3 separate regions of the Mus musculus genome follow, and all the other regions are linked to region 3. Evidence: chromatin loops called from intact Hi-C (ENCODE). Cell type or tissue: left cerebral cortex. All regions are shown on one strand. Each heading gives the region's core, and the rest is flanking DNA. Links, peaks and the distances in the headings are about the cores only.

Region 1 (10,754 bases), core at 1,663-9,662, 760 kb after region 3:
GTGGAAGCAGAAGAGTTCGAATTGAATATTGACTGTCACTACCACGCAGGAAGCAAAACTGCATCTGTTGACGTTTGGGGAAGGAGACTAAATGTTACCACGCTGAGAAAAACGAAGTAGTAACATGGCAAAAAAAAAAAAAAAAAAAAAAAAAAGAAAAGAAAAAGAAAAAAAGAAAAGAAATAAAAGCAGAAAGGAGCATAATGGTTCTCATCTGTAAGCTCAGCATTGAGGAGGCTGAGGAAGGAGGATTGCTTTGAATTAGAGGGTAGTTTGATCTTCTCAGTGAGAACCCATCACAGATAAACAAAATGCCAAAAGCTTTACAAACAATCAAGTTTCTTAAAGTCCTGGGCCCTGGATGGGTTGGTTATTCTGTGTGTACTGTCTGATGCCTGGAAATCGTGTTTCGGAGGGTAACACACAATTGTCTGGGTTCCATTCAAATGCATACATGCTTAAATATACACACATAAATGTAAAGAATAAGTTTAAATGTTCAAGGGAGGAAGTGTTTTAACCCATATAAGCCAAAGGTCTATCCCAGTGCCCAAATGGATCATTCTGGAGAAGCCTGGATCAAGACCCAAACGCAGATCTATCCGATGAGAAGTGTAGAGAATGAAGAACAGCTTTCTATCCTGAGTAGTTGTTTAATTGAATATACCTCAGGCATGTTTGTCTAGGACAGGCAGCCCATCATAACAGCTATTATGTGAGTTTGATCTCATGTGTCAGCTGCTTTATGTATGATACCTCATTTCATTAGGACACAGCCTGCAAGATGGACCTCATTATCACGTTTGTTTTGGAGGCAAAGAAGAAAGAGGGGTCAACCTTGCCAAAGATCACTTGCCTGGGAAATAGTGGTGGCGAGCCCTAGACACGTTTCTGTAAACACTCCAACACTTTTCAAAGAGCAGCCCCTGGGCGTTGGCTGTCAGGCCGCACTCTAGTCTTAAGAATAATTATTTGAGATGGGTTCTCACTATGTAGCTGGCCTGGAACTCTCTCTCCATGTAGACCAACTGGCCTCAAATTCGAGAGATCTGCCTACCTCTATGCTGGGATTTAAGCTGTACCACCATGCCCAGCCCAGCAAACTAAATCTTAATACACTGTCTACTTGGTCTTTAGGTCTTCCTTCCTCTATTGGAGTTTTAAGCAAATCCACCCCACATCTCTTAAGGTCACACAGTCAGGCTTGGCATCCAAGGACAGCTAAAGAGAACTTGAACGATATGAAAGCGTTGTTTGTACCTTTCTAGCCCTGGCCTCTCACATATCTAAATAAGTACTCTTGTTTCCCACCCTTACATAGTTCCCAAGTTCAATGTAGTTTTTACTTCAAACACTTTGTGTAGCTGTGAGTACATATTCCATTTTCTGTCCTCGGTCAGTCTGTTACTTTCTTCAGGCTGTCCCACAACTGTTTAGCGAAATGAAGTTAATCCATTGTGTTTTCAGAAGCCATACCGAATCACAGAGACTCAATCAAAGGGATGCAGTGTGAAAAGAACAAAGAAAAACAAGGTAGGTGTTTCAGGTTGAGAACTCAAGTGTCACCATGAATTGTGTCACCTCTCAATTCCTCTTCTCCCAGAAGGCTCTAACACTGTTGTATTGGGGCAGCTACTAGAATTCTAGACTGCCCACTAGCTTGCTAAGAAGAAAAATTTTCTCAATTTCTTCAAGGGTCTCGGTGGACCAAGTTCACAGGAGACTTTATGCAAAGGAGCATATTCAAAGTCATTTTCTTAGGTTCCTCGTGTGCTATCCTTGTGATTTGGATTATTTAATTTGTTACTCAATTTGCAAGCTGTAAAATGGGGATTACAGTATTGAAATGGGTTGTGATATGGAACAGGGTAAACCCACAAGTGTTCTTTTCACCTTTGTTGTTTCAAGTTAAAGAATTGTAGAAAATTGTCAACAGAAGAGTTCTAAGTGATTCACTGTTGTTAGAGCTAGTATCACTTGTGTCACCCTGCAGTCTGTTTACTCAAAGGTGACATGGTAACAGTGGTATGTAGGGACTCCAAGCATGTACTCTTCCTACTTTCATTTTTGTGGTCTTCATAGCACCTTTAAGGGGGGGGGGGCTGCAGCCCCCCACAGAAGTGGTCCAGTGGGGTTTTTTTGTTTATTTTTTCTGAGTAACAGGAAAAAACATGGAAGTGGTGTCAAACTTCTGGGAAGCGTTCTTAAAATAGGTTTGTTGTACTTCCCCAGGATTTCTAATCTGCTAAGTCAAATGAAAAGAATAGGATGGCCAGGGGAAGCAGTTTAGAATCATCAGGATCAAATTTTCCCAGTGATGTGCAGTTTAGCAGACCCACCTTTGTCAAGTGCTCTCTGGACCTGGAAGGTAAGTCCCAGCTTGGTTGGGACTAGTAGTGCCTCATGGTGCTTGAATGGATCACAAGCTTTAATTTCATTCCCCATTTCAGCCTTTGGCTGTGTACCCATGTATAAGACCATAGCAACCATATCTGGTAAATCTTTGAGAATAGAGTTCACACAGGATGGAACAAGGAGAGCAGAAGCAGGCCCCTCCAGCTCTCTGGCATTATGAAGCCTTTTTGCCACTGACCCATGTACAAGACATGCCAACCATATTTAGTAGTTCACTGGGAACAGTTTCAGGCCAGTTTGACACAGCCGAAGTCATAATTTGTAGGGGGGGGGGATATTTTTCCTAAGTGTGCCTTCAATACAAACTATATATAAGCTTCTTGCCTGATGAGGTCATTTTATGATAAGCTTAAATTGGTCAATTTGCCAAGCCTTTCATAGGCAAAGCCAATAAAAAGTGTAAAATGGTTTGGTTGGCTACCCTTAATTCATTATTGAGAGGTCTTAATCCTTTATTATACCACAGAAACCAATCTAGTCATCACAATGGGCATTTAGATGAAACTTCAGGTCAACAGCTTTACGGACAGCCCCTGCTCCAGTTGGGAGACCACATAAGGAGCTGGGAGCTGTGTAAGGGACTGGGGAGGGGAGGGGAGGAGAGCAGAGATTGGGATGTGCAGTGAATGAATGAATAAGTAAGTGGGAAAAAAAAGCATCACTAATAGATGTTTGCACGTTAGAAACCATGGCACGCACAGGCAGGTTCCTAGCTGCAGTTTTGCAATGCCGAGATAAAACCCAGGGTTTCAAATAAGCTGGGCAAGCGTCCTACACTGAGCTGTACCCCACACCCCAAGGTCTCTGATATATTTCTCAGAGCAACTCAATCACACCTGAGCAATGTTTGGGTGAGAGTAACGAAACTATGCTCATGGGAAACAAACAGTTATTTTATAGTGTCGCCGCTCATTCAAAATACTATTTATGGTTTAGATGTGTTTTAAAGATAGCGTCCATTGTGGATGTCGAACACCCCTAATGTAAGTAGACACTTTTTCACACATTATAGACATGAGTGTGATAAAGAAACAAGCAGCACTCGAGTCGCTGTCACTGCAGCGCTGACCGATGGCAGCTCTAACACTGAGGTTCCCCGAGACAGGAGCTTCTCCACTGCTTCCACACCTTCAGTTCCCTCAAGCTTTCTCTGGATCTCCATCTGAGCCAGCATACAGTGCCAACTCCCTCCCCAGGCAGTGTCTTAAACCTTAAATGTGCTATATGATTTGCCAAGTTGAGGGTGTTTGGCATTAGCAGCAGATGCCCTGATTATCTCCACTAATGTAGACAGACTGACAGTAATCCATCACTCAGCAACTCCAAGCTGTGGCCTTCATCTTCACAAGGTAAGACTATGGACATGACTCAGCTTGTTTAATGGACCAAGCAGTGGAGAGCCACCTTTGTTCAGCTGACCTGATAATCAGCCTTGACGTTTTCCAATTACCAACTTAGAAGGGAAAATGAAGTATAGACTCTTTAAAGATGACTGTGAAAATTTTTATATTTGGATTAAGCTTTTTACTTAACTCATTAGAGATGTTCCTTGAGGTATATTTTTATATATTTTGTACCTTTTGTCTTTGGAGCACCCCCCCACCCCCAGCACTCACTGTAGCCACACTGGCCTCACAGTTTTCTCTGGATTTAACTTCCAATTGACTGCAGGTATTCCTGCTACTGAGCTAAAATGTCATATGAAAAAGTCATTTAAAAGCAATGAAGACAAGGCTGGGCAGTTCTTCCACATAGATAAATAACGGTCACTCCTAAGATTCAATGGAAAATAAATGTGTGGCTTTCAGGGAATTCAAATCGTGCTTTGTGTGCTTTATGTACTAAGAAATTACAAAACTAGCATCTTTACTTATACAACACATTAGGGGCTGGGGGGTAAAGCAAGGAGGAGAGCTGGTCCCAGTCGCACTCGCCCTACCGAGGCTCTAGTCAGATTCGTGTGGAGTTTCTAGGCAGAAGGCACGCCAGGAGGACCTTTCTAGCATTCCCAGTCTTATTTGTCATGTTTAACAAGTGGAAAATTAATTTAAACAAAGGAAGCTGTTTTGGATGTTACTTCTCTTTGAGACAGCCCTTACAATGCATCCCGGATGGTCTGGAACCTACAACCCTCCTGCCTCGGCCTCCTGAGAGCAGCACAGCACTATATGGATCGCAGGTTGGTTTGGTTTGGTTTTTTATGTTTATGTTTCCAGAGACATGTAACCCTTTTACAACACAGGCTTTACTGGCCTAGTAACACCAGTTTTCATTAGTCATCCTCCATGAGCTGTAATACTGACTAAACCCAGAGGGCCTTTTCCAAATCAAGTTCAGAGCTGCTGGGAGGGTGTCTCCTTAGCATACTGTTCTCTGTTTTGGTTGGAATGTATGGGAACCCTTTTATTCATCTCTTAACACAGAGCATAAACAGATCTGTAAAGAAAATATGCCCAATTCTGTTTTGAGAAAATGCTGAAAAAGGTCTTACAGCATCCTTCTTGCGAGGACCATGGAGATCTATTCTAATACCTGTGAAAAACAAGCACTTAAAAGTCTCTTCACATTTCTTGTCGACAGCAGAACAGTGTACAGGAGTACTAGCCATGACTGTGGTGTGTGTGTGTGTGAGTGTGTGTGTGTGTGTAGCCATGACTGTGGTGTGTGTGTGTGTGTGTGTGTGTGTAGCCATTACTGTGTGTGTGTGTGTGTGTGTGTGTGTGTGTAGCCATGACTGTGGGGTGTGTGTGTGTGTGTGTGTGTGTGTGTGTAGCCATGACTGTGGTGTGTGTGTGTGTGTGTGTAGCCATGACTGTGGGGTGTGTGTGTGTGTGTGTGTGTGTGTGTGTAGCCATGACTGTGGTGTGTGTGTGTAGCCATGACTGTGGTGTGTGTGTGTGTGTGTAGCCACTACTGTGTGTGTGTGTGTGTGTCTGTGTACCCATTACTGTGTGTGTGTGTGTGTATAAATGTGTGTGGGTGTAGCCATGACTGTGGTGTGTGTGTGTGTGTGTGTAGCCATGAGTGTGGTGTGTGTGTGTGTGTAGCCATTATAGTGTGTGTGTGTGTGTGTGTGTGTGTGTGTGTGTGTGTGTAGCCATGACTGTGGTGTGTGTGTGTGTGTGTGTGTGTAGCCATGACTGTGGTGTGTGTGTGTAGCCATGTCTGTGGTGTGTGTGTGTGTGTGTGTGTGTGTGTGTGTGTGTGTGTAGCCATTACTCTGTGTGTGTGTGTGTGTGTGTGTGTGTGTAGCCATTACTGTGGTGTGTGTGTGTGTGTGTGTGTGTGTGAGAGAGAGAGAGAGAGAGAGAGAGAGAGAAATGATGGACAGAAGGGATGGGCAGCACGCCCAAGAGGACTGCTCACTGCCCCATCCCCATGGTGAAATGCAGAAATGAAGGATGCTTGCGAGTGGACAAGTGGGTGGCATGTGGGAGGGTAGAAAGAGAGCTGGTGAGAGAGAACAGAGAACAGAAAGAGAATAAGGTTATTTGAAAGCATAATTCTCAAATATTAAAGGTGACTAAGACTGTATCTTCCCATTTTCTCCTTCATTCAGTTAACACAAAAGCATAAAAGTAGACGTAAAGCAAAAAAGTGGCCCTGCATGGATGGATCTCCCCTCCATGCACCTACCCTTCCACGGCCCTAAATCAATATTTGAACTGCAATCTCCAATAAAGCCCCTCTGTAATTGCTGTCAGTCTCAATCACCTTCTGCTTGTCCGCAGAGCGCCTCTACCGCTTAGATGCTGCACCTGGAGATCCCTGCTTACTTTATGATGTGGTTTATATGCCTTTCATTGAAAGCAACCGCCCTAGATAATCCAGTGAGAAAAACGTTACAAGGTCCACTTTCCGTTAAAAGACAAATACAAATATTAGGCTATTCTCTAAAATGAGGAAAAACACGTAAAAATTCAGTGTAATCTACGACTTCATTTCCTTTATCATAGATAAAGCCCTACAGCATAAAACGCCTTTTGTGTCTGTCTCCAAACAAGAAAGAGGATGCAGGAGGCCACGTTCTCACTGATACTCTTCCCTCACCCCACCCCTCTTTTGTTTTAAAGACTTTATCTAAAGTCTATCTAAAGACTTTATCATAGAGCATGTTAGCCATTCCAATTTTAACCCAAAATTTTATTAAGTTATTGTTGGAAGCACTTTATAAAAGGAAAGAAACTGAAAGCTGAAAGAACAGGAGCCTTACTTTGAAAGTGTTTGCTATTTTTATGTAACTGCTAAAGAGGGTTTGTGAATGACAGGAGAAAGGCCAACATAAGCCATCATCAGGAGGGACAGGGAGCACACACCTGTGATCACAGCACAGGTGTGAGAGGTAGCCGTGGAAGGACTGCCTCAAGTGTGAGGCTAGCTTGATCATATATAGGGAGTGCCAGGCCAGTCTGGGCTACACAGTGATTTAAAACCAGGGAAGAAAAGAGTCAATTATTAGATACCTTTATGGTTCAGCAATCTGACAACTGATCAAGAAAAAAGCAGCCATTCCTATATGGCATCTGAACTGTAAACCCTGAGGTTGTTACAATGTACATCTGTGTGCAGCCTCTGTGGATGTGGTGTGTGTGGAAAATAGCTATTGTGGATGAAACCACTAACACAAAATAAAAATAAAAAAAAATATGGGGGCTGGAGAGGTGGATCAGCAATTAAGAGCCCTCCCTGTCAGTTTTGATTTCTAGTACCCACTTGGCATTTCATAACCATATCTCTAGTTCCACATCTAACACCCTTTGAGGGTACTGCATGTACACTGCACACAGGCATATATGTTTATGTATGCACATATGTGCCCACATATAGGGGACAAAACACCCATACACACAGAATTAAACCTAAGGAAAAGAATTTAAAGCTTAAAACTTGACTTCTAAAAAGCTGTGACATTTCAATTACTATTACAAGTGTGAAACTATGGAGAAACTGATGGGAAAAACTTATCTATGGTGATGGAGGAAGGCGCCCGCCCACTACTGCATGTGTGTAAGGCAGAAGACAGCCTGTGCTCTCTCCTTCCACTGTTACATGGGCTCTGGGGACCACACTTAGGTTATTAGCTTCACTCAGCCTGCAAAATAACTGCTGAGTATCCTGAAATAATTTAAGTGTAAGCACATAAGCATAATTTTCAAATAATCACAACAGGCAATCCTCTCAATGATAAACACTTAAATACACACAATGGAAGGATAGCCCTCTGGGATTTGTATCTTCTAACAACATTTTCTTGGTTATAGAAAAAATCCAAAGCCACTATTTTGATTTTTGGTTAAATGAAGGACACTAGACAAATGAGTTCCATTCTTGACATAGCCAGACAGTATAAACTAGCAAATTATGCGTCACCTTGTAGGCACACAGTCTTCAAACTACAGTTTTCTGGTGAGTAGGCACCGCACAAACTAAGGACGTACCAACGTGCCTGGTGTGTTGGAGCTGCTTCTCTGCTCTCCACGGTCAGGCCGCACGCAGCTGGATGTGAGGCCACATTTACTGCATTGTTCAGTCATAACTATCCTAGCAAGGCACAAACAACTCCATAAAAAAAAAAAAAAAAAGAAGCCGGTTCTCTTTCCATGGCCTATGTAGTAACAGAAGCCAGCATGTCTCTGGGTAGATAACTCAAACTGCAACTTGGTGACATTAACCCTGTTTTTGAGAACACAGTCAGTGCTTAATGTAAACCTATCTGCTCACTGTTCTCAAAAGAGAAGGCCTGTGCTCACCAATTAAAGTCATTTGTTTTGTTGCTGTTTTGACCGGGGAAGGAGTTGCAGAAGAAAGCGATGGTATCAGGGGAAGAACCCCTAGCTCCTACTTCAACCCTTACCCACCCGAGACGTGAACAAAGAGGACCATTATTAAAAACTTATATTAAAAATATTTTGCACGACAACCACTTAATACTTCAAAGTAGTGAACACAAAACAGTCCCACTATTAACTGTTCTTTAAACTGTTAAACTTTATTATAAATTAAAATTTCTTTACAAAAAAAATTGCACATAATATTTGACCACTCTTAGGTTCTGATGCACTGGCATTTGCAATAGTTTCTTTAATCTTCAAGTTAAACAGTCTCAGCAAGGAGTCCAGAACGTAGAAAGGGCAGTCAACAACCCTGCTAGAACATTCAAGTGCAACTAGCAGACTTGTGGCCGCGGCAGTTACACTTTCCTTAAGATGGACTGCTTATGTTTAAAACCCTGAAATGAAGAATCTCAGAGACTTAGAGGAGGAACTAAAAGGACTGCCTGCTATTTTACTGTAAACACGGCCCTGGAAACTAAATCCCAAACAAGAATCTCTCAGGCATCAGAGAGTGTCAAGTGGACCAGGATAGCACAACATAAAGGTAGGGAAAGTAAAAAATGAAACCAAAAACAAAGTAAAATTAAAATAAACGTCAGTCGCTTTGAGGAGCTATACTTACGTACATGATGTTAGAGAATCTGGCAGGGCCCAGAAGCAGGCCAAACAGGAAGTTCATTTATCCATTCCAAGAGTGTCATTCATGTTCATTGCTTCCGGTTTTACGGATAGGATATTGTAGGAAACTTGATATGATCAATAATGCTTGTCTGCCTTACACAGACCTTAGCCAGGGATCAGCCTAATCTTGAAGAATCATTCAAATAATTTTGGCAATTATTATAAAGGCTTAGAACTGACTGCACCCAGTGTTCAGAGATTCTTGCTTTCTGTTTTGTTACTGTTTAAATTTAAGAGCTCATTTAGGCTGACTCCAATCTCTTGGCACTTGGAAACTAGTTTTCTCAGGTTATCAGTTTTACCTCCTTCTGATGCTTCAAACAAGAGTTGCTGTAAAAGACAGGGAAGCATAGAAGTAAGAGAGAGCGAGGTTTTGAGCATTTACCACATCAATGGATATGGCACATGCAGAAAATTTATAGGAAAACATCAAGATAAAATAAAAGATAAAAAGCATTACATCTTTCCATAGTGATGCACAAAGAGGTAACTTCTGTAAGGCTCTCTGATATAAACGGTGGACCTATAAGACAGACAGACACACACTCTGTCAGGAAACATGATGCACATTTAAAAGCCTGACTGCTTCAAGGCAGAACTTTACAATACACTAGAACTCAAGTCAAACATGGCTCTCTTGGGCTTTAGAGATTTCAAATAGAGTTTTTGGAAGGTTAACTTCTTTCTATCTCTAATCCTTTTAAAGTGAGAGGCCAACACAAGGGGCAGAATAGCTAAAAGGAGAAAGTAGCCCATCTGATAATCCAATTACAAACCACTTACCTCTCTTTGTCCCTTTAGAGCAATCTCAGCAGCAATGGCTCTAAGGGAAAAAAGGAATATAGAAAAGGGGGAAAATTTATATATCTTCAAACAAAATGAAACACAGCACTGGCAGAATACTGATTGTGGGAATCTGAATACAAAACTTCCTGAAAGTAACAGGCTAAACTTCCAAGGAGTGTAACCTATAGTGAAAAGAAAAATTCAACAATTTTTATCAACTTTACAGGAATAAAGCAGACCAGTGTGTGAACATGAGTAAGATTCATGGGAGGGGGGAAAAAAAACAAAACAAACTCAAAACTAGTAAACCAGGCCTGGCACTACACCTTTAAAATAGGAAAGAAACCAGACTATAACAGGGAAAACCCTACAATTTAAAGATGGTCCTAAAGTGCTATACACACTTATTTGTTTAATAATATTGTTATCTAAATGTTCTTCCTCATTAAAAATACTACTACTACTACTACTACTACTACTACTACTATTATTATAGCCCTCAGAAGCAGCTATTAATGAGCAATTACTCACTCTAGGTATTAAACCACATCAAGTACCCAAAACAACTCTATACTAGGTCTGTCTATTGGAGGGGAGATAAGATGCTATTTCAGATTTACCTGTCTGGAGCAACCCTTACAAATAAAAGCATAGCTATAAAACATGTACATGATTGTTGCATTACATTTTCCAGGTGGCCAGGCATGTTGGGATATTATATGTAAACATCTTGGCTTGGAGTTTCAGAATCTGAACATTGCTTTCTTCCCATTCATGTTGAAGTAGCCTGTAAAGTACATTCAGGAAAATGAACAAAGCACTCAAAGTGTATGGTACCCCAAACGCGCTCTATAACAGAGTGTACAGCAAGCTACAAAGGTTGGCCAATTAAATCCTCCTAACAAGGACATTCAGCAGATATTTATAGAATGCCTGTTATGACAATTGTTCCGGGATCACAATGTGCTAAACTACTATTCTACAGGTATCTTCAACACCACCAAAAGCTCATGTTTTCCTGTAGGAAACAAAAGCAAT
Region 2 (10,754 bases), core at 1,604-9,603, 180 kb after region 3:
AAGATCTCAAATCATGGATAGGTTAATCCAGGAAATGGCTTTCCTTGGTAAAGAAAAACTTATGCAAGATCCTTCTAGGAACAGACAGACTAATATGAGCAGAGATAAGTTTAAAGAGGAAAGTGGTGGAGGTATATAAGAAAGAAAGGAGAGAAATAGAATATTGTAGACCTTGCATGTTTTAAGGGCTGTTTGGTTTGACTAATCTTTGAGATTGGACAACCAAAGGATATGATATAATCTGAAAACACAATGCTTTTTATGCTAGATTGCTCTTTTTCTTGAGCATATAATTTCTGCAAATGACTTCCTATATCCTTATGGCTCCATGAAAGGCACTCTGTCCCTTTGGGAGACTGAAGAGGTGTGCTATATAATTCTTGGAGAATAGAGGAACACCTTTGAGACATACCCTGAAGAAATGTATGTCATTCAGACAGGACAACAGGAAGGACAGGATGGCAATCTGAAGTCACCTTTTCCAGTGCATGGGTTGAAGTCAATCTCTTTACTATCACAACATTCGTTGGTTTTTTGTTTTGTTTTGTTTTGTTTTGTTTTGTTTTTTTAGCTTTTAGATGATAACTTTTGAGAATATCACAAAAAAATTTACTCCTTGGCATTGAAAGTACTACCACATTAACATAATCTCCTCAAATGGAATATGACTCATTGGGCAAAGAATGAATGAGTACTGAAGTAAATAAGCGGTCTGTGAGTCTTCCACACGGTTGTTCTTTAAGCAATCTTCCCATTGGCATGGCTTTTGGTTAACACTTGGATATCTATGAAGTGGGCTTTTAAACTGGAATTTCTTTGCTCTATTGGATCCCAGAAGATTCGAAGAGTAAGGACAGCTAAGGAGAAAAGGATTTGTCACCACTAACACAATGGTGGCTTATTCTATTAGAATCAGTTTTGCCTACGTTTCCAGCAACTACTTTATGAGGACGTTATCGATGGCATCTTAGAATACTTCATAGGTGGGAGAAATTGGCTGAAGGGATGGGATGTTAGTGCTCTTAGCTATATTGGGAACTTGAATTTTTTGTAGTATATAGTAATAGGTCTGAGAGCCTGTGTGTTTTTTTTTTTTCTTCCAGACTATGTTGTCAGTTGGCACTACTGCATCTTGTTATTTGTGCCTTAAGCAACTTAAGCAACTGGCTGGACGATAAGTATGATTTGTTTCTTTAGATCTGTGGCAATTAGCTGTCACGTGTCATTCAACTTCTTAGCTATGAGCTAAGCAGCTTCGTTGGCCTTCCTTACCCAAGAATGACAACTGCATTGCACTGTTTGCCCTTCCCACAGACATGACAAACATATCACAGTTTGCCCCCTATTGAGACTGCCAGAACTTGGGGTTACCATGCCATAGGCAACCATACCAAGTAATTGGAGATGACACTCACATTGAAAGTAATTTCCAGCCTTATCGTTAGAGACATGGCTATGCCCCAGGCAACAATTCCCAGCACAGCTGAGAACACTTACAGTCCATCTCATTATTTAATTTACTCCATTTGTCGAGCATCCTAAGATACCATCATTTGTGATACCACCATAAAGTAGTTGCTGGCAACCTGGGTATGACTGATATCGAGCAATTAGCTTTTCAGCCAAGCAGCTAATGTGTATAGGTGTCACTGTCCTTTCTAAAAATAGAGTCAGCCTCTGCCCTGGGAATGTGGCTTTCTTTACAAGAGACAAGCTCAGATATTCAACAAGTAAAAGGCTTGGAGGCTTCTTGATCTCTGCTCTCCCAGCCACTTACTTTCTGATTACCTAAATCTGTGGGAGCAGAGGTCAAGAAAGCCACATTTATTTGAGTTCTGATGAAAAGCCCAAACAGTAATATTAGGTAGCTCTGATGCATTTTAATCTGATGACAGCCTGTGACCCACAAATTGCTGTTTAAAATTAAAAATGAATCCAAAATGAAACTGGCAAGACAATTACAATCCCAGACTTGTAATCTGCTTTGACAAGACACCATTCCAAAGCACTGTATTAAATACAAATACAATTAATGTATATGTAGCATACTGCAATTGAAACCTGAAATATGTAGTAAATCACCAGTTGCCTTATGAAACTAAACTTGGCTGGATAATCTTATTTTTAATCTTTTTTTACATGTTAAGAAGGCAAAGTGCAGATTATAGATTTGCTTTGACTTTTGTAATACACACTTTGGCAAACCTCCAGACATCATCGAGGGATGCAGACTTCATCGAGGGATGCAGACTTCCAGGTTTCACCTCTGATGAGAAAATGCTCTCTATTTCCCTTATCCCCAGGGTTCATCCATAATAAATTAGAAATGTTTTCTGCATGCTTAATATGAAGTCTATTTATAATTTCAAGCTTATAACTACTTAGTATGCATTAATTACAATCCCTAACATTTGTTTATACATAATTTTCAAGAATAACTTCACTGATGTATTTTATCAGATAATTAATTACTTAACTGGATAGCAATGAAAACTTTTTTTTTGGCAATGGCTATTTTTTCAGTTGTACCATTAAACAGTATTGGATGTAAAACAATAACAGTGTTCATGTTTTCATCATCATATATTTTAACGTTAAATAATTACATGTGGCAATGAAATGTTTGCAAATAATTTAATGACCAAATCATAGCTTTTTCTCCCACTGGTTTTTCAAGATACCAGAGAACCACTGAACACCCCACAATGTAATATTGTATCTATGATAATTAACACACATCCTTAATTATAGCCTTATTGTTCCTATACATTGTTTGTTTCTAAATTCACAATGCATTTAAATAGCAATTGCTGGGACAAAAAAAGTACTACATCTCACTCCCATCATTGCATACATGAAAAAAAAAACACTCAGTCTTTTGGAGCACTATAACAAGGATTGTAGGTGTGTGTGTGTGTGTGTGTGTGTGTGTGTGTGTGTGTGTTCACAGTAGCATAATACACTCCCACTCGGTGTACTTAGAGAAATGAATGCGTGTGAAAGAAACTCAAAGAAAAGGTCTGTGCTTGCTACAGGATCACTGCATGGACAACTGCGGTCTCGGCAGGGTTCCTGAAATCTCTCTGCCATGTTTTATTTTGGTTCCCGTGTGTGAAAATCACCTAGGGTGCAGTCCAGTGAGCCTGTCCACAGGGTTAGAGGAGCCAGGTGACACCGAATATAAAATTCCTAGGCACTTTATCAGCTGTGCATCCCTAGAACTACACAGTGATTCTTGTGTCCAATCTATTTTTATGTGTTTACACTCTCGCTGCCTCCCATCCAATCTATCCTGGGGACACAGTGATAAAAAACCCCCAGGCTTGTCAGCGTGGTTGGGTTTTTCTTTACTGACTGCGGATACTGACCGTGGTGCTGAAATAGAGAGGAGCCTCCGGTTTGAAACCTTTCCTTCCTCTTATTGGTTCAGAAAACCCGAATGACAAGAGCAGGGGCCAAAGCAGCCTAGAGCAGCATGATGAATAAACCGAGCATTTGGCTCTTAGGGGCGGAGATGCAGACCGTCAGGTTACAGACAGGGCATCCCCGTGAGCGCTCGCTACACTGGGAGATCTTATGGATGTAGCCGCTGCAGTAGGAAGGGCTTCATCCAGCAGGGTGTCTCATCTCTTTTTCCCTGTAAAATGTGCAACCAAGCGCAAAGCCTAGAAGCACAAGCAGGAAAGCTCAATGGAGGGGGGACCAAATCTATATTCACATTAAAAACTGTTCACTCTTCGCCATGCAAGATAAAGAAGGGAGAGCTGAATTTAGCCTAAGTTTTCAGCCCTAGCCTTCCAACAGGTGCACTCTCTCACCCCTCAGACATTATCCCAAATCTTTCTCTGCCAGGCAAGCTTTCCCTGGAGTCCTCTAGCGTGTGCTGTTTCCCATCTTCTCCTTAGCTTCAGCTCTGAACCCCGCAAGCCCTTACCTGCAGCATGAAGATTAAGAAGCAGGCACAGCGCAGGGAAGCCGACCGCTCTCCTCATAGTGTGTGCATTGAGGGTCAGAGGAGAAACTCCGCCGCAACCCCACTCTAGGCTAAGTGCTATTTGAGAGAACCACTGCCAAGAGTCCTTTGATCCCGGGCATCCGATGACAGGGTCCTCCGCTGGGGTACACAGAGCAGTCTGTGGCGTGCCTACAGAACCGAGCACCTGCTTCCTCTCCGCAAGGGATGGGGAGATACGAGAGTAGGATGCTGCGGGAGATGGGGACTCGAGGCTGATGGGGGCAAGACGCTCAGAAGAGGTGAGAGTTTGGCCTTCTGGAAGCCCGCAGCCGGTGGTGACAGTGGGGTGGACTCTAGTGCCAGCCTCCGAGCCAGGCAGCGCCTCTGCTGCCTGTGCAGCTAGCAGCAGCCGAGACACACCGAGGCACTGAGCATGCCCAGCTCCGGCCCTGGCTAGGGAGTTTCAAATCGAAATTCCACCTCTCCGGGTCTTAGCTGAGACTGCGAGGGGAACAAGCTCCACGAGGAGGAGGAGGGGGAGGAGGGGCTGGAGGCTAGCTTTAGGGACCTCCTAAATCTGAGGTCCTAGAGTTCCTCCTAAATCTGGGCGGGGGGAGGAGTTGAGTGGGGAGGGAAGAGGCGGGGCCAGGACCACAGAAACCCAAGGAGGGAAGTGGAGGGGGCCACTCATCTGGTTCCTTCCTCACATTTTTGAATCACGCGTGGACTCAGCTCACTGTGGCAACTAAATGCTTGCAGGCTGACCAGTTTCCCAGTATGTCCCCACCCTAGTGAAGCATAGGCAAGCAGCGAGTTCTGGCCTGGTTGGGCAAATGTTCCCACTTACAGCCTGCTGTGTTTAAGCAAACGGGATATTCCGAGAGCGCCCCCTTCTTGCCAATGAGCTCACCCCAGGCTTCTTTCTTCCAATCTTTGTACTTCCACTAAATTCAAGCCTCAAGTCTTTGACTGGAGTGCTTGAAAACAGGGAGGTCATACTTACAGGGTAGGGAAGTACACCCGTGTAATACGAAGGAAAGGAACGGTCTTTGGTGTTTTATGGAAATAATTACCTAAGATTTTATCATTAATTTAAAAAATAATGTATTGGGGTATTTTGCTTGCATGCCTGTCTGTCCACCACGCCTGTGTGTCATTGCCCTCAGAGGTCAAATGAGGTTGTTAAAAGGCTAGGATTGGATTTATGGATGGTTGCGAACTGCCACGCGGTCGCAGGAATAAGACCCGGGTCTTCTGGGAAAGTAAGGAGAGCTTTTCACAGCTGAGCCACTCAAGCCTTATCAACTTAACTCGACTTCTCCGCTCCAATCCTGTACCTTTAACGAGGCTCGCACAGTGTGCAAATATATGCACTTTTAGTTCCTTTACCTAAGTTGGTAGGATGAAGATCCTTACCATTCTAGTGACTAATTACTCTAAGGCCAAATGTCCCTCAGCCAAGCTCCCTTCAAGACTGTTCATCTTCTGCTTCTATTCGCAGGTTTCCCTTCTGCCTCTTCGGCAATGGACCTCACTCAGACCACTGCCCACCCAGTTGCTTACAAAGGTCTAAATTTGTTTTTTTCTTAAGAAGCTTTGGGCTAACCTGACATTATAATGTCCTTCCTCTTCCCCGCTTTTTGAACACCGCCACACACACACACACACACACACACACACACACACACATATATATATATATATATATATATATATATATATATATATTTTTTTTTTCCTCTCTCTCTCTCAAACGGTTCGTTTATCTGTGACACACATTTCGCCAACTGCAGGCTCTTTGAGAAGCTCTAAATTTTGCATTAACTTAAATTGAATAAAATCGTGCTGGCCAAATACGAGGTAGTAATAAGTGCTCATTGAATTGAACTGCGAGGCTCATTGAGTGCTTTCTTCCTGCATCCCCTGAGGACTGAGACAGCTAATAGGAAGCCAGATAATCAACAGAACCGAAATTAGGACCGGCCTCAAAGGCTCTGGGTGCTCAGGCAGTGCCACCTATTTCTTTTATAATTTTTTGTATCAAGAGCTCTGAGAAGACAAGGCCAGGAATTAAACTCTAACAGGTGGAGTGTGAGCAAGATGACATGTATTTTTAATACCTCACCATTCTCTCTGTCCTAAAAATAGAAGCATAAAAAGCACTCTTGCTGCTCCCCTGGTTGTGCCTGTGACTGTAGTGGGCTCTGCCTCTGAGGACCAGAGTTTCGCCGAGACTTTTCTGCAATCTTTTCTGCAGCTTTGACCCTTGCATCAGAGTTTCTTTTTCTGTTTCTGTTTGCCATATTATTTTCTGATATACAGGCAGTTATATTTCTATAGTTTATATTCTTTCATCCATACTCCTTTGGCCCTAGGATACAATCTCTAGAATGACAGAGTTGTAGACAGGGTTTCTATTCCTGCACAAAACATCATGACCAAGAAACAAGTTGGGGAGGAAAGGGTTTATTCATCTTACACTTCCCACATTGTTGTTCATCACCAAAGGAAGTCAGGACTGGAACGCAAGCAGGTCAGGAAGCTGATACAGAGGCCATCGAGGAATGTTACTTACTGGCTTGCTTCCCTTGGCTTGCTCAGCTTGCTCTCTTATAGAACCCAAGACTACCAGCCCAGGGATGGCACTGCCCACAAGGGGCCTTTCCCCCTTGATCACCAACTGAGAAAATGTCTCACAGCTGGATCTCATGGAGGCATTTCCCCAACTGAAACTCCAACCTTTGTCAAGTTGACACACAAAACCAGCCAGTACAGACTTTTGGGGGGCTTTACTCACTTTAAGTAACCCAACTGCCCAGACCAACACTTCACACAACAACCATGCTCAAAACCAATAAAGGTCATCTGGATGAGATGCTCCAAAACAGGTGGGCAGCCTGGCTGGTACTGCTACTGAATTTATCTCCCAGATGCACTGTATACCCATGTTTAGAGGTAAGTGGAGTAAAATCCTTCTTAGCTATGACTGCTGGTGCATGGATGGAGTCAGGAGGGAAATAATATCAGTGTGCTTGCAGAAGATGCACCTTCCTAATTTTATGCCTCTTTAAAACAATATTCAAGCTTACATAAGTGTTCAAGAAGATAATATGGCTACAGTCATGAATCCATGCTGCATCAGTGCCAAGAATATCTTGCTTTTCCATAGATAATTCTAACCTTTACTTTGGGGGAGGGGGGATGTAAAATTTCAATTAATATAATTGGTTTTGACTTTGCCAGCAAGCAGCCTGCTAGCTATGTACTTTGCCTAAGGCTACAGGTAGCTGAATGAAAAACCACATGAAAATCTCTTTAACAGGAAAATTTTTTTTTTCTATTTTGACTAGAGTAGTTCAGAATTGTAAAAATAACCTTAACTGGGCTGTTATTTTGGGGCCTGGATATTCATTATTACTTTCCTACTCAAAAAATAAAATATAAAAAAGATAGGGGGCAAGAATACTGGCTCATCAGTTAGGAGTATCCCCAAACCTACGTTGGGTGGCACATGACCACCAGTAATTTCAACTCCAGTGACTCTAACCTCCTCCTCTGTCCTCTAAGAACACCTGTACACAACACATGGCATACACGTGGATAATATTATCCATTTTTGATTTAAAACATATTTCCTACAATAGATTCTGATCATTGTTTCTCCTTTTTCATATTCTCCCTACCTCCTCTCCCATCTAACTCTACACCCTCTTCTGGTAAGCGTCCACATTAGCCTGGGTATACAGAGTTGAAACTATCCACTTAGGACATCCTTCTTGGAGCACTTGAAGTGGACAAATCAGGTTCATCGACTGGGTTTCTTATTATTTAGGCTTCCATTATTTGGACAGAGTGATGGATAACATTCCTTAAAGCCTTCCTTCATGCCAATCTCTGTCTTAAGCAAATGAATTCCCAGTCTAAACTTTCACAGTAGCCAACTCAAAAGTAAGCGGTGACAGCTAGCAGAAATCTAAGTATTCCTTGCTAACGTAGGCATTGTTTGTTGTTATGTGCAGCCATGGAGACTGGCATATTTCTGACTCTCTGCTTTGGCAATATATGCCTCGACACTAATCCCATCTAGAAATTTTGATACCAGAATGCTCTGACAAGTAATCTCACAGAACACGCATATTCACACTCATGTGTTCAGTGGTAGGCTGCTCACTTGAGTTAGGTAGGTGGTCAGAGATAGGGCAAGAGATGCTGACCCTGAACATCAGTAAAACTCTGATTTTAGAGACTTTCCACAGGAGAATGAATCATTCCTTATGGTAGTGGACTCTTGCCTTAGAAATGCCCTAAAAAAAAAAAAGACTACAGGCTACGCTTAGAAGAACATGTCAGCAGGAGTTTAAGGAAGAATGGAATAAATGATTTCTCTGTAGAGGCTGTGGAAAGAGGTGGAGAAAGAGGTATAACAGGCAGGGCTGTATTGGTAGACAGCAAGAAATGGATTGAGCCTGGGTAGCACATTAGCTCTGTCTCTGCTCTACATGAGGAGAAACATGGGATGGGGGGTTGTGGTAACCAGTGTAAGGGACATGAAATAGCTAAGGAGATACAGGGGCTTCCTATCATATGTGGAATCCATAGCTACCAGTGACCAATTCCTCACTGAGACTTACCCTGTCCTTTATAAAACCTCATGAGCAATCTCAAAGACCATCTTCTTTTGTTTGAGAGGCATCTTTCATGAGAGGCAAAGAGAATAGTCTTCCACGTAAAGAGCTGATGCGAGCTGAAGAATATTTAGAGTAAGATGGCTGAGAATGAAAAGGAATGACCTGGAAAATTATAATAAAAGACATAAGGTTTAAATTTGTGAATTTGCCATTAAGTAAAAAAAAAATATATATATATATTCTCCAGCTGTATCAAGGAAGAGCCATCGACCCTCTGCACTCATGAAGAGAAGTACTACAATTCAAAGAATACAAGTTAGCACCCTGTGCTTACACAAGAGCTTTGTGGAGTATTGATTTATTTTTGGAATTGAGGTGACAACCAAAACCCATGTAGCTTAGTAGTTTCACTGGCATGTTGTATCCAACCATTGGCCAAGCTGTCTTTGAGCTCAGGTCTTCTGACTCATGGTTCTGTGCTGGTGCTATATGGGATGTATCACTTCTGTTTAGGGATTGGGCTCACTTCTGTTGTTCAGCCATAAAGGATGAAATCTGTCATTCACAGCAAATGTGTGGAACCAGAGGACACTAAGTTAAATAAGCTGGACACAGAAATTAGATAACTAGATTCCCCCATGCTCACTCACATAATGTTGAGGCTTAGAAAAAAATTGAACCTGACTAATGAATAATGATTATGGGAGATGAAGGATGGGCAGGAGAAAGGAATTAAACAGGAGTCAGGGGGTCTGGATTTGACTAGTGCACACTGTATGAATGTGCTGAAACACCACACACAACTCATTAATACTTACAATTAATAAATGCTGATCAAAATAAGGCTGAAAGTTATTGGGGTCATCTTAAGTTCATAAAATAGTATAATAGTTAACTAAAAAGCACACCAAAAAATTTCCAAAATATGAGCTAGAAAAGATTTAAGTTGCATTTTTTTCTCTTTCAAAAAACAGACTTCAATATAGAAAAATCACAATATTATTTTATAATATAACATTTCTGGTTTTGTTGAGATTTATATATTTGAGTTATTTGATATATTTAAGGTATATATTCTAAGAAACAAATACATATTTGCTATGTATGTATATATGAATCATTCTGTTTAGTAAAATACAAAATATCACAGGATGTAAGTGCCTGTACATTTTGTTATGAGTTCACTATTAAAATTTTATTTCAAAACTCTCCTTAGATCTAGCTCTTGGTACCAACACATCATCCTGTCATCTGTTCTGTCACTGCACAGGTTGGATTCATCCAAGATGTTGGTAAAAGATTTATTTACAAACCATTGACTCTCTTGTATTAGCTCTCTGTCCATCCCAAGGCATTCATCAGGCAGCACTTAGATCATCCATCATCCTGACCTGCACAGATCCTTCTAATGTTGCTTAGACTAGCTACTTGGGAATATCTAAACACGTGCTCTATGCTGTTCTTTCAAACCTCCTTTAATCAGGCCACTCTGGAGCTACTGGGACTATAAGAATATCCAAGGGATACAGATATGAGTAGTCAACCCTTCCATCAATCTCCATTCCGATTGCATTGCCTTTCCACATAACTACAAGATGATCTAATAGTGTCCCCATATATGAGCTTCTATGCTTCTCTGACTGGCTGCATGCTTTCTCCAACTAAGATGCAGTTCTGTTGTTTTCTCTTTCTCATATTTCTTCCTTCCCTTGATGCAGATAGACTTGTCTACAGTAGTGAATGATGGAGTTTGTTAGTCTATAGGAATGAGTAGAGATGTTTTCAAGATAAAATATCCTCTTTAAAACATCTATATCTCTATGACACAGGATGGCGAGTCAGAAAAAAAAATCTTACTAAAAATTTCCATTGATTGTGTCATGACCTCTAACTCCAAGAATTAACCAGTACTCTCTGTGTAAGAATGTTTTTTGGTTTATTGAATAGAAAGCATTGGGTTCTTTTTGGGTATGGAGGCTCCCACCTGCCATCCTAGCACCTGAAAGCCAGAGGCAAGAGTATTGGTGTGAGTTTAAGGCTAGCATGGACTATAGAGTGAGACCCTGGAAAAACAATGGGAGTAAAAGAAACGCCATGGTCTGGGGTACTATTAGTATTCAGCAAATAGAGCAAAAAATATGGTTTAAGCTGCAGTGTGATATGATACATCA
Region 3 (10,754 bases), core at 1,295-9,294:
TGGGGATCCATCCCATAAACAACCATCAAAACCAGACATTATTATAATGCCAACAAGAGCTTGCTGACAGGAGCCTGATATAGCTGTCTCCTGAGAGGCTCTGCCTGTGCCTGACATATACAATAGTGGATGCTCACAGCCATCCATTGAACTAAGCATGGGGCTCCCAATGGAGGAGCTAGAGAAAGGACCCAAGGAGCTGAAGGGGTTTGCAGCCCCATAGGAGGAACAACAATATGAGCTGTGGTTCTTTAGACCGCTCTAGAGTTTGTCGATGTAATTAATATAGAGCATTGAGATGAGCACGTGGTACCCAACAGTTGCTCTGTGACTGTTGGCTGGCTTCTCATTCATACCCTTACTCCTCTTGTTACCAAGACACCTTTAGTGTGACGCGGGGTCTGTGTGGGTCTCTGTGTTCTGGGTACTTTGCTTAGTATCTCTCTTCTCACCAGTACTGCTGATTTGCCTGGTGCAATAAGTTCCTGCTGCTGCCTGAATCTTGGTGCTTCTGTTGCCAATGCAACACTCAAAGCCATCATCGCCATGACGACAGAGGTGCTATGTACAGAGTGTGTACACCTGGTAATGGGGGTGGGAGTGAGGGCTGGAGGTAGGGTTAGGGGTGAGTCCTGCAGTAAGACTAGCTATGAAATAATTTCCTTTTTGAAATTTGAGACCAGGTCTCTCCGTGTTCTCCAGACTGAGTGTGAAGTTCTGGGGCCATGAGCCCCTCCTCCTGCCGCAGACTCCAGAGTAGTTGAGATCACACACACGAGGCTCTGTGACGGGCTGTATTTGAGTTTTGCTTAAATATACTTTTAAAATTTCTTTAATAAGAATATTGTCTTACTTAGGGTTTTACTGCTGTGGGCAGACACCATGACCAAGGCAACTCTTATAAGGACAACCTTTAATTGGGGCTGGCTTACAGGTTCAGAGGTTCAGTCTGTTATCATCAAGGCAGGAGCATGGCAGCATCCATGAAGGCATGGTGCAGGAGGAGCTGAGAGTTCTACATCTTTATCTGAAGGCTGCTAGTAGAATACTGATCTCCTGGCAGCTAGGATGAGGGTCTTAAAGCCCATGTCCACAGTGACACACCTACTCCAACAAGGCCACACCTCCTAATAGTGCCACTCCCTGGGCCATGCATATTCAAATCACTACAAGTATATTAATTAGACAGGTGATTAATTATTTTATTTTAGGTAAATTAAGGCTGGTGAAAACATTGATATCTTGGCTCAACAGTATTTTACACTGTCTGGTGGCTAAGATAAGAAAGGATATCAAATGCCCTTCTCCCAGTATAAGTATGACACCATATACTCTGCACCATCCTATCATAAACAGAGAGAGACAGGGTCAAAGGGCATGATCTATTTGCCATCTAAGTGTAGGCTCAAAGCACATAAGATGGCTGCCGACTTATTTATTGTTATTTTTTATCTCGCATCAAAACTTTCCCCATTCATTTTTACGTTTAAGAAGAAATCATTTTGATAAGAAGAGCACTCTTTCTGTATATCCGAGCCAAGCTATTCCCGGGAGAATGTTCTTGGGTTGGCCCTTAGCTCAGTGCAGAACAATTACCCTGGCATTATCCCGATAACAATCCACACAAGATCTACTAAGAATAAACAAAGCACAATGGAATAAAATTATCCTCCCAACCTAGGGACAGCAGTGATATTTCAGTCAGGAAATCTAAACTTTCCCCAATGCAATAAGGCCTTAGACTCTTGTCGCCAAATACTTTAGTGACGAGAAAAAGTCAGATTGCTGAGTTCATGACTGGGCCTGCACCCTGCTGAGAACTGGTACCTCATAGCTTGGGAGTTGGTCTATGTGTCAACTATCCTTACTGTGCAATAAACTCTGCTAATTCTTGCTAAGTTCACCTGGAGCATTCTGGCTGAGGGCACACTGGGTTTAAAGGTCTTTTTAAAGCAGGGACCTCTCAGTAAAGACAGAAAGGAGGTCTCATATGCTCATGAAGAGAACGTATGCTCTCAGAACTGTGTTCACAGCAGTGGTGAAGGGTACCAGGCCTCAGGAGCTCACGTTCCTCTGTGGCCCCAGAAAGCAGAGTGGCAAGGCGGCAGTAGAAGCGGGTTCCCACAGGATCCCTAGGGGGTCTTTGTAAACAAACCAGCTAACATCTTTGTGTTAGCTCCCTGTCTGTAAACAGTCAGCATCCTGGTTCCTAATAATTTTAGTAATAAAGCCAGCTATGGGAACCCAGTGCAATGGAGCAGATAAAAGCTATTGAGGTATTGTGGAGTCTAGATCAATCGCATTTGTGAAAAATCACCCAAAGTCTTTTGATTGGTACAGTCTGAGTCATTTGATTTCCAGAGCTCTGCTTCTGGTTTGGTCGTGACTACTGTCTTCACACCAGGGGTCTCTCAGTGCTAGGTTGTTGTTGTAAGACCCTTTCTGTGACTTGGACCAAGATCATGGAGACCACAGTTCCCAAAGAGAACATTTACAAAAAATTACACACACACACACACACACACACACACAAACACACACTGTAGCTGTCTTCTTCAGACACACCAGAGGAAGGCATTGGATCCCATTACAGATGGTTGTGAGCCACCATGTGGTTGCTGGGAATTGAACTCAGGATCTCTGGAAGAACAGTCAGTGCTCTTAACCTCTGAGCCATCTCTCCAGCCCATAAAAAGAATAATTTAAATACAGAAAAACAGATCAATATTAATGTATATATGCAGACATTTAGACATGCATGCCTTTACATGTGGGTTTTGATGTATATATTTAAATGCAATGTGTGTGTGTGCATCCATATGTATAATCATCCCCAAGTCTCTGCAAAGGATCAGATCTCAGATCCAAGCAGATGCCCGCACCATCAGAGGACCACACACCGTTAGTGAGCTGGTGCTGCTCCTGCATGTGACCCAAGGCATCCTTCCGTATGGTTCAAGTCACTGCTTGTTTATATATAGCACCTACTACAATGTGGATGCCATGGGTACTGTTGTAGTATTTAATGGGTAGGAACAGGAAAAACATCTGTGCATGTTTGGCACGGGTGCCATCATTCCTTCCCCCACACATGCTGATCTACACTTGGTTGGATCCACACACTTGGAACCCCTGAGCAGGGCAGGCAAACTGCACAGATGTCTACATGGGTGAGATGGATCTCCTCTTCTTCCTCCCAGATGTTCCTCCGGATGTATGAGACTAAATTCCTGGTCCAGACGCCATTCAATCTTTTTTTTTCCCCCCTATAAACTCTATTAGGCCTTAACATTCTGCTTAGACTATGAAAAAGTTTACAAAGTTTCCCCAAGCCTGTTAGAACAGGCTTGGGAATGGCTACTCTAAAGGTCATCTCAGCTAATGTTGCATTTAAAACAAGCTGTGAGGCTTTTTGGTCCTGTTTTGTTTAAGACAAGGTCTGTTATAACCCAGCTGGTCTGTAACTCACCATGGCACCTTTCCTCCAGCTTCTTCTACATGAGATTCTAGGAACTTGGTGCCATGCCTGGCAAAGCTCTGAGTTCTGAAATTATAGCCACCTGCTTCTGAACTACTGCTCCGTCTTATCTGAGGGTCAGTGGCAAGAGAGAACGGGGAATGGAGACTGTATTTAGGGAAGTCCAGTGTATACAAGGCAATAAAAGATCAGGAAAGCATATGGGCATGACTGAACACTAGGCAGATGGGCCTCTACCCCTAGGAAGCTTACGACTCAGTTTAATAAACTATACAGTTCAGTGCTTTATGAGGGGTAGTGACTTTGAAAAACATAATTACATTTAAGCCATGTCTTCATGATTATATTCATTATTACTATTCTGAAGTTCTTTGCATGACAATACTATTTGACTTTATGTACAAACGGCCACCCTGAGGCTATAAAAGTCCTGGGTGGCATCGAAAATAAAACATAGTAATTCCAGAGAGATGAGCATTGATGTAGTGTATAAAGGGTTTCCCAAGGCAGCCCTCCTCAGCCTTTACTGGGATCACTCTAGCTTTGTAAAACCAACCTTGGGACTGTAGCAAAGGGGCCTTATTGTTACTTTGAGGAGGACCGCTGTTTGAGTGCGCCACCTACAGGTCATATAGAGAACTACACATCTAAATTAGAAAACTCAAAGTCACCCATGCTCAAAAAATACTTAATTTAGAACATAGCCTGGGGGGCGGAGGGAGGCTCCACCTTCTCAGAAGAGAAGGGGAGGGGAGATGGGGGCAGGGATTGTGGAAGGGAGAAAGGGAGGGGGCAGCGATTGGGATGTAAAGTGAATAAACAAACAAACAAACAAACAAACAAATAAACTGAAAAACGTATTTAGCAAAAAGATCTCTTGTTCCTTTGCTGCTCTCAAAGGTTTTCCATTCAGGACAGAGGAAGTAATAATTATGAACTTACCTCTGTGCATATGCTTCCAAAATCTCTTTTAACCAAACTCCTAAATTGAATTTGCCCAAACTAAGCCAACAATAAGAAAAAAACAAAAAAACAAAAAAACAAACAAACAAACAAACAAAAAAAACCCTAAAACACCCCTGCTAAGAAAACCCAAACCCAAACCTTCAGATCCATCTCTCTCTCCTTTTTGTACGCTCAGTGCCTTAGTGCATACATATGCTTTCTACTTTTTAACAATTTATCTGAGAGCAAATTCACTTTACCACATATGGCTAAGCACAGAACACCCCTTTTCTCCAATTTTTTGGCTGGACTATGTCTATTGCTCTGCCCCCAATAACTCACCGAGGAGGGAGAACATCATAGCATATACCCAGAGTTCAAGTGATGTACTCTACAAGCTGATTTAAACGAGCTGATTTAGACTCTTGCATAGAACCCTGGCAGTTGAAAAAGCCACCATCAGTAGACCAAGATGATAAAGCTCTCTGCTCAAGAACTGGGTGAACAGGGCCAGACGGTGTGCAGAGAGTGAGGGCCCTTGGGATGCTCGGCCCTAAGTGGGATCCCTTCATGCAAACCCTCCCCTCAGAGCTCAGGAAACCCCGTGGAAGAGGAGGCAGAAAGAGCCTAAGATCTAGAGGGGACAGAGGACACCAAGGAGACAGGGCCTACTAAACCCATCTGAACACGCAGAGGCAGAGGCCTGCACAGGGCTGCGATGGGGTCCTGGAGGTGAAAGAAGAGGCAGATGTGTCCCATCCTTAACACAGAAGCTATCTACAGCTGATAACCGCTTCAAATAAAGCATTAGGTTTCTCAAAGGGAGTCTCGCTGGAGAAACTACTCTTCAGGTTAGGCTGTGCACCCAGCGGACATGCAAAACTAACTCAATTGCATTTTTGGAAATTCCCACTTTCATAATGTTGTGTCTTGGCATCCCCCTCCTCCTCCTCTCTCCTCCCTCCCCTCCCTCCCTCCCTCTTCCTCCCTTTCTTTTTAAATTTGTTTTCCTACAGGTCCTTTGCAAGGCACAGAAAGGGGGGAGGGACCTGAAGAGGAGGGGAGGTGTGTGTGTGTGGGGGGGGGGGGGACTGGGAGCAGTAGAGGGAAGGGAAACCATAATACAGATACATTGTATGGATCCCCCCCCCCCCCATCCGAGACAGGGTTTCTCTGTGTAGCTCTGGCTGTCCTGGAACTCACTCTGTAGACCAGGCTGGCCTTGAACTCAGAAATCCACCTGCCTCTGCCTCCCAAGTGCTAGGATTAAGGACAAATATTTTTAATAATATGGAAAAAAAGTAAAATTCAGTTTTCCCAATTCACAATTTCACAATTAGGTGGCAAATGAATCAATAAGCTGCCTCCACTAGAGGGCAATATTTCTCTATATTGGATTCAAATGAACCTGGCCCTAAGCACAGAAACTGATTTGAGAATCTCTGGCCCCTATGCCTCTCCCGGCGTGAGGTCTTGCTAAACGGGACAGCACTTTAATTTATAATATATTCACACATACAAAAGAAGGCAACCGGTTTCAAACTAACTTAATTTGGCTCAAGTTACCTGCCTTTGATGATACATCATTTTGGGATGTTCTGTTAAACGGAGGTCATGGGCCCAAGCCCAAGGAAATCTACTGAGAGCGGGAGGGTGCCTCCCTCCAGAGACAAGCGACGTTCAGGTAGCCTGTGGGATGCACACAATTGTATTCCGAGCCGTATGACACATTTCAAACAGCGCCTTGGGTGAGAGCCTGCCTGCCAGGAAAACCCTGACTCAGTATCTAAGATTCAGAGCTGCTCTCTCCAAATAGTATGCTAGGCTTTCCCTGGGAACTGTCTGCGCCTGCCCTGATTAAAGCGAATCTTGCAAAAAAAGGGTGGCTCACCTAGTTCTGACAACTTGTACATGGAGGACTGGGGTAGGGTCCCCTAGCAAAGCTGGACAGGACAGCTACTTTTATAAAGAAAGTACTGGGGCTAGAGAGATGGCTCAGTGGTTAAGAGCACCGACTGCTCTTCCAAAGGTCCTGAGTTTAATTCAAGCAACCACACGGTGGCTCACAACCATCTGCAATGTGATCTGGTGCCCTCTTCTGGTGTGCCCAAAGACAGCAAAGAAAGTACTCTCCAAAGCGAAGCTCATACTCAACCCATGAATAAAACAATCAGTGAACAGGAGTCTCAAGAATGATGCCAAACCATTCCCCATTCAGGGTCAGAATGACAAGAACGTGACAGAACACCTGCCTTGGGATGGAGAGGTGGCTCAGTGTTTAAGTACATGTGCTGTTCTTTCAGATTCAGCCTTATGCAACACGTAGGAAGCACACTTAATTCTCTCTAAATATAGGTCATAATCTGAATGGCCACAAGAGTTCCCCAGGGTGACTGAATCTGCTCTCTCCACGGCAGGTGTGGAGATGGCTCCCACGTGACTCACCCCAGGGGCCAGGATTTCAGGATCAGGCTGGGTGCACAGAGGGCTGAGAGTCTGTTCTAGTCAATCTCACAAGGCAGCCTGTGTTCTGGGTGGGCTGGTAACAATTACAAGCAGGAGTAGCACTCATTGGGACCCGCTCTGGCATGGTGTCAAGGTGTCACAAGGGAGGGATGGGAAGGCAACCTGAGAAATGGAGCAGTCGTAGTGACGTCTGGTCGTGTCCAGTCTCAAACTGGTGGGTCACCCAAAAACAGAGGCTCAGGGACTGAGGCTGGGCCCATGATGGCCAATACATGGTGGCCAGGGTTTAGCAAAATGTCTTCTTTTTTATTTTTAATTTTAAAGAAATTATGTGTTCGGGCTGGTTATATGACTAAGTGGTAGAGTGCTTACCAAACATGTGAGAGGCCCCGGGTTTGCTTCCAACCCCTCCCCCTGAATCTACCCCTGCTAAATCTCCCTCACGCACACTATAACCTTGGCTCCCACTCTAGTCTCTACTATAACCTTGGCTCCCACTCTAGTCTCTACTATAACCTTGGCTCCCACTCTAGTCTCTACTATAACCTTGGCTCCCACTCTAGTCTCTACTATAACCTTGGCTCCCACTCTAGTCTCTACTATAACCTTGGCTCCCACTCTAGCCTCCCGAGTCTGCATCTGATGCCACTGTGTTCTCTTATGTTGAATATTTTTACATTTTCTTCTCGACTTGCCTAGAGACAAAAGTTCTACATCTTTATCTCTACTTTCTTAGCCTCCTTTTTTTTTTTTTTTTTTTTTTTTTTAAAGAAAATGTTATTAGGGAATACAGAACTCTCTTAAGAATTGTTTGCTAAACTTTCAGAACCCCCGATTTAACCTCATAAAAATGCATGATGTCTATATTGTACAAATGAAGAGGAAATTAGCTTGTCATTCACTGTTAATGAGAGCTTATATGTGTTCCCAATGTTCTCCACACTATCTCCTATTCTAACAGCAATGAGAGCGCTGGTTGGAGTGGCACGAACAAATCTTCCCCGAGGTGTCTCGCCCCTCTGTCTACAGCAAGTATATCCAGATCTAGACAGAGCAGAGACACGCCCTGCCCTGCCCCGTGCACCCAGCATGCTTTGCGCTCAGTTTTGGCTTTGAGTTTTCTTTATCGTTGCTAATATCGCATCTCACTGAAGCTTCTTTGCTGCACTCATATTCTCCACCATTTTGCCAGATGAGCATTTGGACACTAGAATGAGAAGGACCAGGGAGGACAAGAAGGCTGGGACAGACAACATGCTTCCCAACAGGCAATGGCTAATGGCTATCCGCTTTGAGTGGTTTAGTCTGCTTCACCAAGTTCCATCTTCTTGATTTAAAATCTGAAAAGGACTCTGAAAGTGTAGTGGGAAATCTGAGAAGGGAAATGACTGTGTGGCAATATGTCGTGTACCTGTTTTCTCATTATACTGTTTTTAATTTGTTTTCCATGGGATATAGGATTATGTTTGTCTTCTTTTCGCAAAAGGTGGTAGTACAGCATTTGTTTTGGGGGGGGGGGCAGGCTGCTTGCTCTCCACTTGTATCTGCCTCCCTAACAGCCCAGAAACTTAACTACAAATTACTTTGCCAATAGACTAAACTCACGGAGCACGCTTCTTTGACACACACAGAGCAAGTTTCTTCTTTTGTGAGGATCAATGGAGATAAGGCACACGAAGAGCCTGAGTCTTCCTGGGGTCTTTCATTCTACGTGTATTTGCCTGTTCTGTGTTGTGTTAGGATCCTTTATGCTGTCACGGGGAGCAAATGAGTCAGGCTGATAGATTGTGTTCAACAGTGCATAGTTCGGGTAGAACAAACGGTGTTTATTCTAAGGAGACCATGCAGAACACAGCCAGTGGCCTGGAAAGATCAAAGAAACCTGCAGTATGAACTTAACTGTGCTAGAACTGGCGGGGCAACCCTTGGAAAACACAGTGATGCTGCAGTTGTCCCCTTCAGGTCACCTCTGCTTCACCAATGCTCTCATCTTCTTCCTCGACCCAGGAACGCTGCCTGTTAAATGCATCTGGTGGCCACTTTCTGGGAGAATCACCCTCAGGTGACAGGAGCTGAGTAGGACGTTATATCTGCAGGCATCCTGCAGTGGTATGAGGGAATGGGTATCAAGCTCATATCGCTGAAGGTGAGAACCGTCCATGAGCAACCATGGATGATCCAGGGCTCCCTGTGTGGTCAGAGTGAGCGTATGAGCCAACCCCCCTTTGCTTGTCCTCGTGCCTGAGCTGCTTCTCTGCTTCCCTGCTAGGCTTCTCCTTAGAGCATCCTGTGCACAAACCACCTGGACAACGATCTGCGTCTCAAGCTAAGCCTTCACGAAGCCCTACCTCTGACCTCAGAGCAGATTTGAGATTTCACTGCCATTGGATAGAGAGTGCAAGAGTTGACTCTCTGCTCTCACGGCAGGGGGCTGATTTAAAGAATGCAGGCTTTCAATTCTAGAGTTCTTAATACAGTTTATGCCCTGGCATTCGCTCAGTCATGATCTTTATTCATATCTCCTGGAGGGAGATCAACAGGAGAAGGATTAAAAGTTTTTAAAAATTTGTTACCTATCAAAATGTATCCACCAGAGGGAGGAGGGGACAGAAGCCAGGGCTTTTGACTGTCCCAGGGGAAAAATTATAATAAAATGAAGGAGTTGGGCTTGAGTTTAGGAGAAGATCATGGATGGATCATTTTATTGCCATTTTTTCATTGCTTTTGTTACTGTGGAAATTTTTATGGCTCTGGCAGTACAATAAAGCCAGGAGCAAATAGAATTGGAGAGAAAAAGAGAACTAGGTTGTCTAGGATCTTCCAGGCAAAGATGTCTTGTCTTCTAGGTGACTGGGGGACTTTTCCATAGTAGGCTATGTTTTAGGAAGATAAGCCTGGAGAGAATACAATATGATTTAAAAGAGGGAAAAATTAGATTTAGACACAGAAAAAATAGATTTAGACATTGTATTTAAATACAACGCGCAGGTGATATATAATGTAGATGAATTCTTATGGCATTTTTATAATCAGAAAATTCAGTTAAAAGATGAAGTAATGCAAGCCAGGCCCAGGGTAAGGAGTCTATGAAGGAGGAGAAAGTAGAGAAGGAAGAATCAATATGATTTAGGGGTAATTGGGAATAGAGATAAAACAACTATGTCTAAAATTTTATGGATTTTCAATCTTCATAATTTTCAGTGTATACTTTCATACTTATCTAAGTATGTACATCTAGTCTCTGTATCTTATTTTACTTACATTTTAACAAAATTATACTACTGATACCAAGGATGAGAGATTTATTTGGCATGACCCAAGAGTCTTTTGAGACAGCTGATTCATAAGGCAGCCTTTATGATCTCATGGCTTTATAGCCAGGCTTTCTTGTAATAAAGAGGGTATTACTTTACGTCAGGACCAAGCCCTGGAAAGGAAATCACGAGGCTTTCTAAAAGGCAATTTTAAGATACATAAGCACAAGACATTAAGGCTTAAAGATGAAATGCCAGAAAACTCTTGTGACTGGGTGGCATGCTGTTCAGGAGCCATATTTTATCGCTCTTAAAGAGTCCCACTGCGCCATGTTGGCAGAGACAGACGGAAGCAGAAAGATGGAAGGGGAAGCAGAAGAGAAACAAAATTCATTCATTCCGGGGAGTTCCTGCTCTCCAGAGATTACACTCTCTTTATAAGAGATAAAGCGATCATTAAACAATATGTGTGTCCTCCAGAAGTGCAAAGTCTATTGGCTCTGGCAGGTCAGTTAATGGAGAGTGACAAGACACACAAGAGTTCTTTAGGCAACCTACACACATCAACTTTTGGACCAGTGCAGAAGGGAGCAGAAGAGAAGTTCCTGGTT

Evidence for each region. Peaks named below come from ENCODE experiments on the same cell type or tissue, not always from the same donor. Only the 100,000 strongest peaks of a DNase experiment are listed, where the experiment ranks them.
Region 1: it touches region 3 in a loop (3-fold over the local background); 3 of 42 quality-filtered maps call a loop at or near these places.
Region 2: it touches region 3 in a loop (9-fold over the local background); 6 of 42 quality-filtered maps call a loop at or near these places.

What each region holds. Positions count from the first base shown.
Region 1 is chr10:115,430,402-115,441,155 of GRCm38, reverse strand. It overlaps Zfc3h1 (zinc finger, C3H1-type containing), which reads right to left. Exons shown (of 35, transcript NM_001033261.2): 32 at 10,402-10,503; 33 at 9,714-9,753; 34 at 9,391-9,453; 35 at 8,385-9,260. The coding sequence ends at 9,123. Among named protein-coding and RNA genes, the nearest start is that of Zfc3h1, 51 kb to the right of the region's middle. In left cerebral cortex, for the core only: no CTCF peak of the experiment used is centred there; DNase peaks (open chromatin) are centred at 3,654 and 5,813.
Region 2 is chr10:116,011,993-116,022,746 of GRCm38, reverse strand. Ptprr (protein tyrosine phosphatase, receptor type, R) reads right to left here and starts at 4,384. Exons shown (of 14, transcript NM_011217.2): 1 at 3,935-4,384. The coding sequence starts at 3,992. In left cerebral cortex, for the core only: CTCF peaks have their summits at 4,659 and 4,859 (motif pointing left); DNase peaks (open chromatin) are centred at 3,048, 3,495, 4,426 and 4,789; H3K4me3 peaks cover 2,447 bases; H3K27ac peaks cover 1,868 bases.
Region 3 is chr10:116,192,568-116,203,321 of GRCm38, reverse strand. All of the region lies in intron 6 of Ptprr (protein tyrosine phosphatase, receptor type, R), which reads right to left. Among named protein-coding and RNA genes, the nearest start is that of Taf7l2, 84 kb to the right of the region's middle. In left cerebral cortex, for the core only: CTCF peaks have their summits at 4,085 (motif pointing left), 5,798 (motif pointing right) and 6,519 (motif pointing left); DNase peaks (open chromatin) are centred at 4,105, 5,860, 6,168 and 6,471.